2 separate regions of the Mus musculus genome follow, and region 2 is linked to region 1. Evidence: chromatin contacts called from ENCODE POLR2A ChIA-PET data. All regions are on one chromosome and are shown on one strand. Each heading gives the region's core, a stretch centred on a gene start or an enhancer-like site at or near the end of the contact. The rest is flanking DNA. Distances are from core to core; before and after follow the strand shown. Region 1 holds the start of Nrarp (Notch-regulated ankyrin repeat protein). Region 2 overlaps Slc34a3 (solute carrier family 34 (sodium phosphate), member 3).

What was found. ChIA-PET counts read pairs that join two places held with the same protein, here RNA polymerase II (POLR2A).
Region 2: POLR2A ChIA-PET joins it to region 1 with 19 read pairs in embryonic stem cell. The contact joins the enhancer-like site here to the promoter of Nrarp in region 1. POLR2A ChIA-PET finds 5 or more read pairs at or near these places in 4 of 5 experiments (Patski and embryonic stem cell).

What each region holds. Positions count from the first base shown.
Region 1 is chr2:25,178,272-25,183,272 of GRCm38, forward strand. It overlaps Nrarp (Notch-regulated ankyrin repeat protein), which reads left to right and starts at 2,487. Exons shown (of 1, transcript NM_025980.2): 1 at 2,487-5,001. The coding sequence starts at 2,840. The coding sequence ends at 3,184.
Region 2 is chr2:25,226,150-25,231,625 of GRCm38, forward strand. Slc34a3 (solute carrier family 34 (sodium phosphate), member 3) reads right to left here. Exons shown (of 13, transcript NM_080854.3): 8 at 5,272-5,361; 9 at 5,074-5,161; 10 at 4,827-4,994; 11 at 4,624-4,740; 12 at 4,424-4,548; 13 at 2,748-3,366. The coding sequence ends at 2,902. Among named protein-coding and RNA genes, the nearest start is that of Tubb4b, 4.2 kb to the left of the region's middle. Within about 2 kb of position 2,983, at least 2 of the 3 ENCODE cell types and tissues checked have a DNase peak (open chromatin) inside an H3K27ac peak, as active enhancers do.

The DNA of each region.
Region 1 (5,001 bases), core at 1,237-3,736:
TCAAGCAAGCATCACAAACACCGGAGCTTAATACTAGGTCCCCTGAGACTCTCTGGGAGCCCCCTTCCCTCCCTCTCTTTGAAAGCGGGGAACAAATGTCCACCTTTTGGAAGTGTCCTCCAGCAAACACTTGGGTGGTGCTTACTAGGAACCAAATGCCCCACAGCCTTCCCCAAGCCCCTCCTTATCTGAGACAGGAAGGCATGGGTGTGGGCCAGAGCATAGCTGTGGTGAAGGAGCACGAGCCAGCCGGGAATCCTGTAACCATCACCTAAGAAGTTCTGTGGGTAGCTGGCCATCCAGCTCCGTCTCAGCTGCACAGTGGTGGTGGCAAGCCAGGCACATCTGTCTGTCCTTTGAGCCTGACACAGGGCAAAATGTCCTCAGGATAAGCTTTTACCACGATAGGACTGCCACACCAGCCATGCTATTCTGCAAGAACTAGCTGAGCCTTCCAGCTCTCACAGCCCCTGTGGTGGGGGCCTGGCGTTCCCACACTGAGCTCACACAGGGCCCCTTTGTCTGCCGCCTGCTGCGGATGTCAACAGGACTTTTCTCCCAGGCTCTGTTCTGGGCAAGCATCTCAGATGCCCTTCCTCAGGCCAGGCTGGAGCCCACCTAGGTAGGGGCCTATCCGGGGACCCATTCACCTTCAAGGAACATCACTGGGCTTGATGAAAGTAAGGCTCTGCTCACCCCCAGGTGTGGTCTCTGATTCCTGCCTGTCTAAAGCTTCCAAGCCCTATGCAAACGCATGAAACCATGGGCCAGCCAGGAATCAGATCCTGTCCTCTTATGCTCCCAGAACTCCCGTTTCTCCCTGCCCACTTTGTTTTGGGTTAGTGTTCTGTGACACAGCCTGCATTGGGGCATCAGTCAGAACCCCCAACTGCACCTCAGTCTACCTGCACGGTGGAGAGAACCATAAGGGTTCCTCTCAAGATCTTGGAACAGTAGCCAAGCAGTGGTAGCGCACGCCTTTAATCCCAGCACTTGGGAGGCAGAGGCAGGCGGACTTCTGAGTTCGAGGCCAGCCTGGTCTACAGAGTGAGTTCCAGGAAAGCCAGGGCTATACAGAGCAACCCTGTCTCGAAAAAAAAAAAAAAAAAACTCTCTGAACAATGAGGTATAAGGTGTGGCTAGGGGACCAAATAGGCAGAACCCAATAGACCAAGGATCCCAAGAAGACTAGAGAGCTTTCCAAGCTGAATACACATGAGATTCAGGTTCTCAGGTTAGCAGAAAAGGAGTGTGACCCTTAAACAAGTTGGCCCGACGGGCGGACATCTGGTGGTCACAGTGGTGGTGGGGGGGGGGTTGCCTACTTTCTCCATTCAATTTAGCTATGGTCCCTCCCCGTGAACATAGTAAGGTTGGGGACATGCCCCGGTGAATATGATACAGTTCTGAGTCTGGGGCAGGAACATCCACCAAAGGAGCGTCCCCAGATGGAGCCTGGCTGGGTGGGCTGCCCAGCTGAGGCTTACAGTTGCCTGCTTGGAATTCCCAGTTAGCTTCAGAAGAAATCAAGCCCTGACGTGCCCTGCCTCCTGCTCTGCAAGTCTTAAGATCATTCCTCCTTAATTTCCAGCAACCACAGCGAAGCTATAAGCCGTAAAACATAATGAGGAAATGTGGAGCCTTGCCTTCCCAGCCAGCGCCAGCACCTCCTGCCTCACTCACGGTCAGTTGTTAAGGGTGGTCAATAAAACGTGGGGCTTATGGCTTGGAAATGAGTCATTTCAGAACTCCCTCAAAGGGCAGTGCTGTTGGTCTCACGAGCCAGCCCTGTGTCTTATATGCTGACACTAAGTAAAGGAAACACATAAGGAGGAGTAGTGACAGACTGGCCACCGAGAAAGAGAGAGAGACAGAGAGAGAGGCAGAGAGAGAGAGATAGACAGAGAGAGACAGAGACAGAGGGGGGAGCGAGCGAGCGAGCGAGCCTGTGCCAGCCTGCCAAAGGAACCCCTACCTACACTGTGGGTAGCTTAGGGGCATGGAGCTCCCTCCATCAGTATGGAGGAGCCAAATGCAATTGCTGCTCAAGCTTCCCCGTAAATTACACTTGAGTAGAAAGGACCAGAGTGATGGAGGACTATACAACCGAGCAGTTCGTGAAATTGCCACCTGTGAACGCCAGGTCCAGGCCTGGGAGTGGCTGCGCAAGGAACTCGCAACTCCCGACATCTATGAAGGAAGAAGAAAACTGCCGAAGGAGCTTATACACCGGAGCAACCAGACCCAGGATCCCGCAGTGGTGCTGGAAAACCCCCGAGGCCTTCTGACCACCCTGGCCAGACCAGACTAGTGCTGGTCAGACCAGCGCCCTCTATCCTGGAGGGAGCTGCAGCACGACCCCGCCTCCGCCCCGCCCCCACGTGGGCACCACCCAATCGAAAGAGCCCTGGTGTGCGCGTCAAGAGCGTCTATTGTTATGCAAATATAAGAACCGTAAAAGACGGCGAGAAGCGGCGGGCGAATTAGAACTATTTTGCAAAGGGACGCGGGTGGAGTTCAGCTGGAGCGAAGCCTAACCTCGAAGGGACCACGACTGCGAGTGTCGCGGCCTCCGGCTGCCCCAGGTTCTGCGAACCAGCACCCAGCCCTGTCGCCCGCCCGCTTGGGCGCGGCTGGATGCAGCAGGGGTCCCGCGCCAGCGGCCCTCGGCCCCGAACGCCCGGAGTGCGCAGGGGCGGCGTGCGGGGCCCGAGGGCGCAGCGCCCTCCATGCGCCGAGGCGTACCTCGAGACACGCCCCGAGACAGCCCGGGGCCCGCACTGCAGCCGCCGCCCGCGCTAAGCCGGGGCGCGGCTCGCAGCCCTAGCTCTGCGGCAACATGAGCCAAGCCGAGCTGTCCACCTGCTCGGCGCCACAGACGCAGCGCATCTTCCAGGAAGCGGTGCGCAAGGGCAACACGCAGGAGCTGCAGTCGCTGCTGCAGAACATGACTAACTGCGAATTCAACGTGAACTCGTTCGGGCCGGAGGGCCAGACAGCACTACACCAGTCAGTCATCGACGGCAACCTGGAGCTGGTGAAGCTGTTGGTCAAGTTCGGAGCCGACATCCGCCTAGCTAACCGCGACGGCTGGAGCGCGCTACACATCGCCGCTTTCGGGGGCCACCAGGACATCGTGCTCTATCTCATCACCAAGGCCAAGTACGCGGCCAGCGGCCGGTGATAGCCACCCGGACTCCGGCCCCTGGCCCCCACCCGCGTCGTCTCTGCTGTACCTTCCCGCCAACTACCTCGGTGTGCGCCAGGTTTGCTGGTCCGCGTGGAAATCGGGCTAAGTCTCTACGTCCGCGGCCACGACCAAAGTAGCGCATCCGTGGACCCCAGGGTTCGGCTCTCCGCAAAAGAGCGCCTCCCCTTGGCAGTCCTCTGAGCCCCGCGGGGCCCCAGAGCCTTCCCACGGCCCCGACCGCCTAGAGGGTGGGGGCGGGGCGCAGGCTCCAGTCCGTTTTGAAATTTGAGTCTCACACCGGGAGACTTCGGAATCCCGAGATACCGGATCCTCCGCTTGAAATGTTTTCTCCGGAAGGTGAAAGGCGCGGGCGGACTCGCGCTCCAGCCGCCGCTCGTGAGACCCGGCCGCTCACAGTGCGGCGCCCGCCGCTGGCAGCCGCCAAACAACCATTACCGGGCTCCACCATCTGCGCGCCCTCGCACTTAGGAAGGGAAGGGGACGCTCCGGGTTCCTGATGTCCTCAACTATTTATCACGTGTGTGTATATTTGTGGGTGAAGTTTGTGCGCCTGAGTTTTTTGTTTGGAAATATTGTGCGTGGTTATGGGAGAAAGATGCATTTTTTTTCCTTTAAAACTAAAAACTTGAGTCTACCATTTTTTGGTTGCACTGAAAATACCGCCTAGCCCTATGGTTTTCCCATTGCTAGCCCCTCCCCCACCGAGTCCCTAATCTTCCACACCTCATTCCTCTTTTCCTCTCCCTGGATTCTGAGTTTAGAGAGCCTAGGATCTGTCTCCCTTTCCCCTCCCGTGAGAGGCCACCATTCCCCACACAGGCTGGTTTAGCAAAGTTCCAAAGGGCTCTTGAAGCCCGCGTGGCTGGGACGTGGGGATTCTGAGAGCATGGTACCCTTCCTAGTGACTTCTATTATAGTTAATAGTCGGTTGCACACTTTTTTAAAAAAGTAAATGAATTTGCCACGATTAAATGTCATAACATTTATGACAGAATATAAAATATTAACATATTTTAAGCCAAGTTTTAGGTGTATTTTTTTGAATCTTGGTTATGAACCCAATTTTAAAGGGCGTTGTATCCAGCGTTGTGAAGGCTGTTGTGTACCCATATTTATATTTTTATAAAATTCCTATAAAGACTGTGAATCTCTCATACTATTGCTGAATGAGTGGAAGGGCTGCTGTGCTCTTTCTGCCTTCCCCAATCCCCATCCCCACCCTCAAACCCTGCTCCAAGGCCCTATTATGATCTGAGGATCCAGCCATGAGGGAGGGGCTGTGCCAAGGACCAGGGCTGGAGGAGGTGCTGGAGCGTCACTGGCTGTCCCAGAAAGGAGACTTCCTGGTTTCTGTGGTTCCAATTTTCTATGCATCTCCATTCCCCTTCTTGTTTTGATCCTGGGAAATAAAAGGGAGGCTGAATTATTCAAATTTAAATGAGGTTTCCCCTTCGTAGAAGTGCTGCTGACCCTGCGTGCAAAAATGGGGAGCACTTGAGGACACAGGTGGGTGGAGCCCTTTGTGCCGCCTGGCCATATTCTTCGGTCTTCTGCGCTTTTATGAACCAGTGTGGGAGGAATAGTGATAATGTCATGAGAATGGCAGACACTGAGACAAGCACAGATTACTTCAAAAGGAGTTCTGTATGGTTTTTCTACACGCAAATGCCTTTTTAATTATGTTAATTAATGTTAAAACGTACTGGGCCTATGTTGAAGCTTCAGATGGGTCCTGGTTGGTCTCTTCTATCTGTATGAAGTCTGTGGCACACTCCTAAGCGTACGATATA
Region 2 (5,476 bases), core at 1,733-4,232, 48 kb after region 1:
CGCTATATACAAAATGCAGTCCTGCCGGGCAGTGGTGGCGCATGCCTTTAATCCCAGCACTCGGAGGCAGAAGCAGGTGGATTTCTGAGTTTGGGACCAACCTCGTCTACAGAGTGAGTTCCAGGACAGCCAGGGCTACACAGAGAAACCCTGTCTCAAAAAAACAAAAACAAAAACAAAAACAAAAAAAAAAAAACCGCAGTCCTAGTGTTCATATTTACTATACTGACCAGGATCTCCAGAAAGATCTGACTGTCTTGTCCTTTCCCAGAAGGGTAGATCAGGAAGGGGGGGCTGAGTTCTGTGACCACACTGACAGGACCCATACATACCTCAGGAGGTTTAAATGTATGTAAGGTACCAGGTCACTTTTTGGCATGCTGAAGGTTATCTCAGTACCTAGAAATATCTTCTGAGTTAAAGATCCTGGACTCTACAGAGTAGCTTAGGTGCCAAGATGTCAACTATTAGAATCTCATAGCACACACCTGAGAAGGAAGCAGAAGTTCGGTATTTTAACACAAAGAGCTTCCTGGGTGTCTTGGAGATGTTTGGGTCCCAAGCTGGGCAGTAAATACAAACAACATAGCAAAAGCCCACCAAGGACAGTGGCTGCCCACAGCTGGCAGGGGAAGACACTCTAGGTCTTTACTATGAATCAAGAGTTCCCCTGTGCCAGTAGGCAAAGGAGACCCAGTATATCAAGAGGTCCTGGAACCTATAGCATGAGAGGGTGTGCATAGAGCTGGCCAGAGGAGCAGAGAAGCAAGGCAGAACGGGCTGTGGGAGCATCGGGTGCCTGCCCTCCCAGCCCAGTCTGCAGCTGTTGGAGGCCGCACAAGGAAGGCTCTGTTTACTGGTGGCCATGGTCCCACTGGGAGGGTGCATTACTGCCAGGCAGGAGCAGCAGGCAGACAGTCTCTGTGGCCTTAAAGGACCCTGTAGTCAGCTTTTGTGAAAGGCCTCCCCTCACCCCGGAAGGAGAGGTGCCAAGGTGCTTCCCCTGTGGACTAGGTCTCACTGACTCCCACAGTGGGTCTTCCAGAGACGCAGCCTGGCTCTGCCCCTCCTCTAGAACATCAGAGAACACCATGAGGCTGTGTAAAAGCCTTCAGTGGGTCACAAGAGTGAGTGAACTAGGGCTGCAGTGCACAGACCTGGCTCTGTCCCTGCTGGAGCTCATCTCTGCAAGTCCTCTACTCTTAGTGGACGCAATAAATTCTAGTCCTAGGAAGCCTAGGAGCTGGGGGTAGGAAATGGAACAGAACCTGGGTGACAGTAAAGGCTAAGGACAAAGAGGGCCTGGAAGGACCATGGAGGCATCTACAATGTGTGTGTGTGTGGTGGTGGTGGGGTGTCGAGGGGAATACAAAAGGACGTAGCTCAGTGGTTATGAGCTCTTGTTACTCTGGCAGAAGTCTTGGTGGTCCACAACCTTCCCTCTGTCTGGGTGATCTGACACCTTCTGACCTCCAATGTCACTAGGCACAAGTGCTACACATACATAAAATGCAGCCAAAAAAACCACTCATACATGTAAATCTAAAGTAATTTAAAACAAAACAACACACACCCCAATAAGGATAGAACCCTTGGGCAATAAATGGATGGCTCTCCGGGCTCTCCCTGACGCCATACCTGTTGACTCAGAGTCTAGCTAGGTGAACCTGGAGGTTGGGGGGGGGGGTGCAAGGAAAAGTTTAGGCCAAGAAAATTCACACCAGTGTGTCCTGTTGGCCACATGTGGGCAAGAATAGTTATAAAGAGCCAACTCAAACTCCTGAACTTAAAACATTGAAAGCTTTATTTGTTTGTTGTAACTCAACTGCATAGTTCTGGACCATGAGCTTTGCAGATGACAACATTGTGTTTCAATGTCAAATGCCTGAAAACTGTAATGGACAGACCAAGAGGGATCCCTGTCAGCTCCTCTGTGGGTCCAATTGCTATAACCTGTGCCTGAGTTTCTGGTTGCTTTCTTTTCGGTGGTGTGGTGTGGGAGGGGTGGGATTCAGTCTGTGAACAGCCTGAAGCTGTAGGAGGTGGGGAGAGGTCTTCACCTCTTCTCTGGTGTCCAGTTACCTGTTGGCTGTAGGACAAACCTTTCAGTTTGAAAAACAGACCATCTGGCAGGAGGCGAGAAGGAGGAGGGCAGGAGCTCCAAACAGGGCCCCACCCTCTCCCAAGTCCTTTCTTAGCCACCTAGGCAAAGAAAATGGTGTCTAGGCCTTATATCCTTTCACCTAGATGGGCAAGTCCTAGGAGGCTACCTGGACAAGTCTGGGCATCAAGGTGGCAGAGGTAGGGTGCCTAGTCCAAACCCACTGTTTAAGATCCCGGCAGGAGGAAGGGTGCCCCCTAGTGGCTAGGGAGACCATGCCTGATGAAGCTTGCCGGCAGATGGCAAAGTCAGCCTCTTGCACAACTCATATACTCATAAAAGTCATATACTTAACTGCAGCTCTCACACCCATTGCTGGCGGATCTCAGGCTCCCTCTCGATGTGAGTGAACTTGGGCTCTCTGCCCTGCCCAGCCTTTCCAGGCAGCTCTTCCGGAAGGGCTCCTGTAAACCGGTTGTCACCAGCCACTACAGAAATAAACAAGCTGCAGGCTTGGGGGTGGGTGTGTGTGGGGGAAGCACTACCCTAATCTCTAGTCTCCACTAGGGGCAGCATGGCACTGCTTGGCCATCTCCACTCAGCGGCAGGACAGGCAACCCCATCTAGGAGAGAAAGCCAACACTCCTCAATAGTAACCTCGTTTATTTGAAAAGGAGAGGATATAAGAGACTAAAACATCCGTGTGGAGCCCTGCTCCTCTGTCTTAGCGAGGACTGGCAGGCGGTCTCTCCCGCCTCCAATGCCCTGAAGCTAGTGGAGCTGGCTATGGTACCCACTTTTCACAACTGCTGAGAAGCTATGACTTGTGGGTTCTCATAGCAGTGAGCCACTTTGCTGGTCATAGGAGAGTTGCTGCAGGCCCTGCAGGGGCAACAAGCAGTCACCAGGCGGTCCCAGGGCTCCAGAGAATGGAGCCAGAGTGGCAGCCAGGCCCAGGATTGAAGACAGCGGGGCAGCCAAGATGGTCGGTGTTGTTGCAGGACATTAACCAGGATGATAAGGAGCACCAGCCCCACCAGAGGACCCCCTACTGCAGCCAGCACTGTGCCCCCTGCCAGGGAAAGTCCAAAGGCTGCTAGGGGTAGCAGCAGGAAGGTTAATAGTAGGTAGACAATGGCCACCCAGCGATACTGGGCAGTCAGGTTTCCAAAGCGCTTGGCCAGTGGAATTGGCAGTCTCAAGACAGGCACCAGGTACCACAGCAGTATGCCAGCCAGGTTGAAGAAGAAGTGGATGAGAGCAACCTGGTAGGCAGGAAAGACAAGAAGGCATAAGGAGCTTGGACTACCTGGGCTCTGGGCTCTTTAGAAACTATGCCTTTCCTACTCTGGTCAAGTCTGAAGCTTGTCCGCTGTGTCCTGCTGAGTGATTCAGACAGATCACTTAGTACAGCAGCATCTAGCCAGGGTAGGCTCATATTCACCATATTCCTCCTGCCCGTGTTTTAGGAGATAGGGGTCTATGTCAGCACCTGTGTGTGGTAACAAAACCCTGCTGCTATCAGAGACGGTGGGAGGTTGGTAGGAAACACGACATATGGCCTTTCTGTAAATGAGCACAATCCAGGGGGCTTGGAGAGGATGGTACAGGCTCAGGAGGGTCTAAGTGACAAGGATAATACAGAGGCAGATACAAGGATGCAAGTGGGACGCAGGGAGAGCTAGGCTCAGTTTTCCCTATAGCAGCAGCCAGTGCAATCCAAGATTTCAGAACCTGATCCTGTCCCAGGCAGAGGGAATCTAGAGTGGGGGCAGTGGACCAAAGACTAGGTGATTTAGAGAGTCTGAGCTTGAAAAGGATTGAGGCCCAGAGCTGGGAGGTCTGGGAGAGACAACTTAGAGGCAGAACTGTATCTCAGTTCCGGCAGGATGATGAAGCTAGCACAGTTGAGCTGGAGCATCCCCAGAACAGAGTCTGGGAAGTCAAGAGCTTGGTACATGGTGAAACGGGAATTTGGGAAGAATCATATTGCAGGTATGGACCAGATAACCATACTTGGATACCCCAGGGGGACACAGTGAAGAGTCCAGAATGGAGGGGCCAGAGGAGCAGGGGTCCTTCGGGGAATCTGTGGGACTGCCAATGATAGACGGACAAAGGGCATGAGATGACCACAGGTCATTTTGGGAAAACAATCCTGGAAAGGAAGAACTGAGGCTCGGGCTGTGGGGTCCTGCAATGTCCCCCTGGGACTGAGAGGTAGAGCTGCAGGCCTGTGGTCAGTCAGTGGAGCCCAGGGAGAGCTAGGGATGTAGCCAGCCTGGGCTGTGCTGTGAAAAGGGAAATAGTTGAGGCCAGTACCTGAACTGCGAAGATTAACATGTCTGCAGGGCTGGCTAAGGCAGCCAGCAGGGCTGTGGTGGTGGTGCCGATGTTGGAACCCAAGAAGAGGGGGTAGGCCCGTTCCAGGTCAATCACCCCAACCCCTGGAGGAATGAAGGGTTACTAGGAGGCCCAGCTCATCTCCCCCAACCCCAAGCCCACTGCCCACCTTGGCTCACCCATGAGAGGCACGATGGCTGCTGTGAAGACACTACTGCTCTGAAGCAAGAAGGTTAGGCCTGCGCCAACGAGGATAGCCAAGTAGCCGCTGAGCCAGCCAAAGGGGAAGGGAAAATCTGCAGGTGTGCATGGTGGGGTGCTGGGTCATTCTTAAATCCCTGCCTGGTCTTCCAGCCCAGGCCCAGGGCACCCTTGCACCCACCTGCATTGATAACAGTCTTCACAGCCTGTGCGATGCGGCCCTTCAACACAGAGTTGAGCAGTTTAACGATGAGGACCAGACAGACACAGAGCACCAGCAGCGAGCCCGCCAGCAGGATGAAGCCCACAGCCAAGTCTGTGAGTTTTGAGCCGGCAAACAGGTGATGGCCTGTAGCAGGGGAGGGTGGTGAGTCGGAGAGAGGCAGAGCTGGAACCGGGGTAGGGGTGAGACGGGCGGAGGCACTCACAGAGCAATCTGTCCTCCTCTGGAGATGCTGAGCTGTTCCTCTCTGTGCAAGAGCTGAAGAGGCCACATCCCTCACTGCTTCCCTGGGGCTGAGGGATAGGGAGGACTCAGGCCAAGCTCACAGTAGGAAGACAGAGAGAGATTCAGAAGGCTCACAATCAAGTGGGCGGGACGATTCGGCATGTCAGAGGCACCTCACCGTCTCCCCCCTGAAGCCACACCAATGCTTAATCAGGCTGCTGTTAGTGGTGTTGCTGGTAATACCGCTGGTTATCACACTGCTATCCAGCTGGTAGACAAAGGGGGCACGGTTATGTGTCGTCTGGCATTCCTATCCCTCAGCCTATTATAAGCCTAAACCCTCTTCTGTTCCCATCTGGCACAGGGCTTCTGCCCTGCTCCAT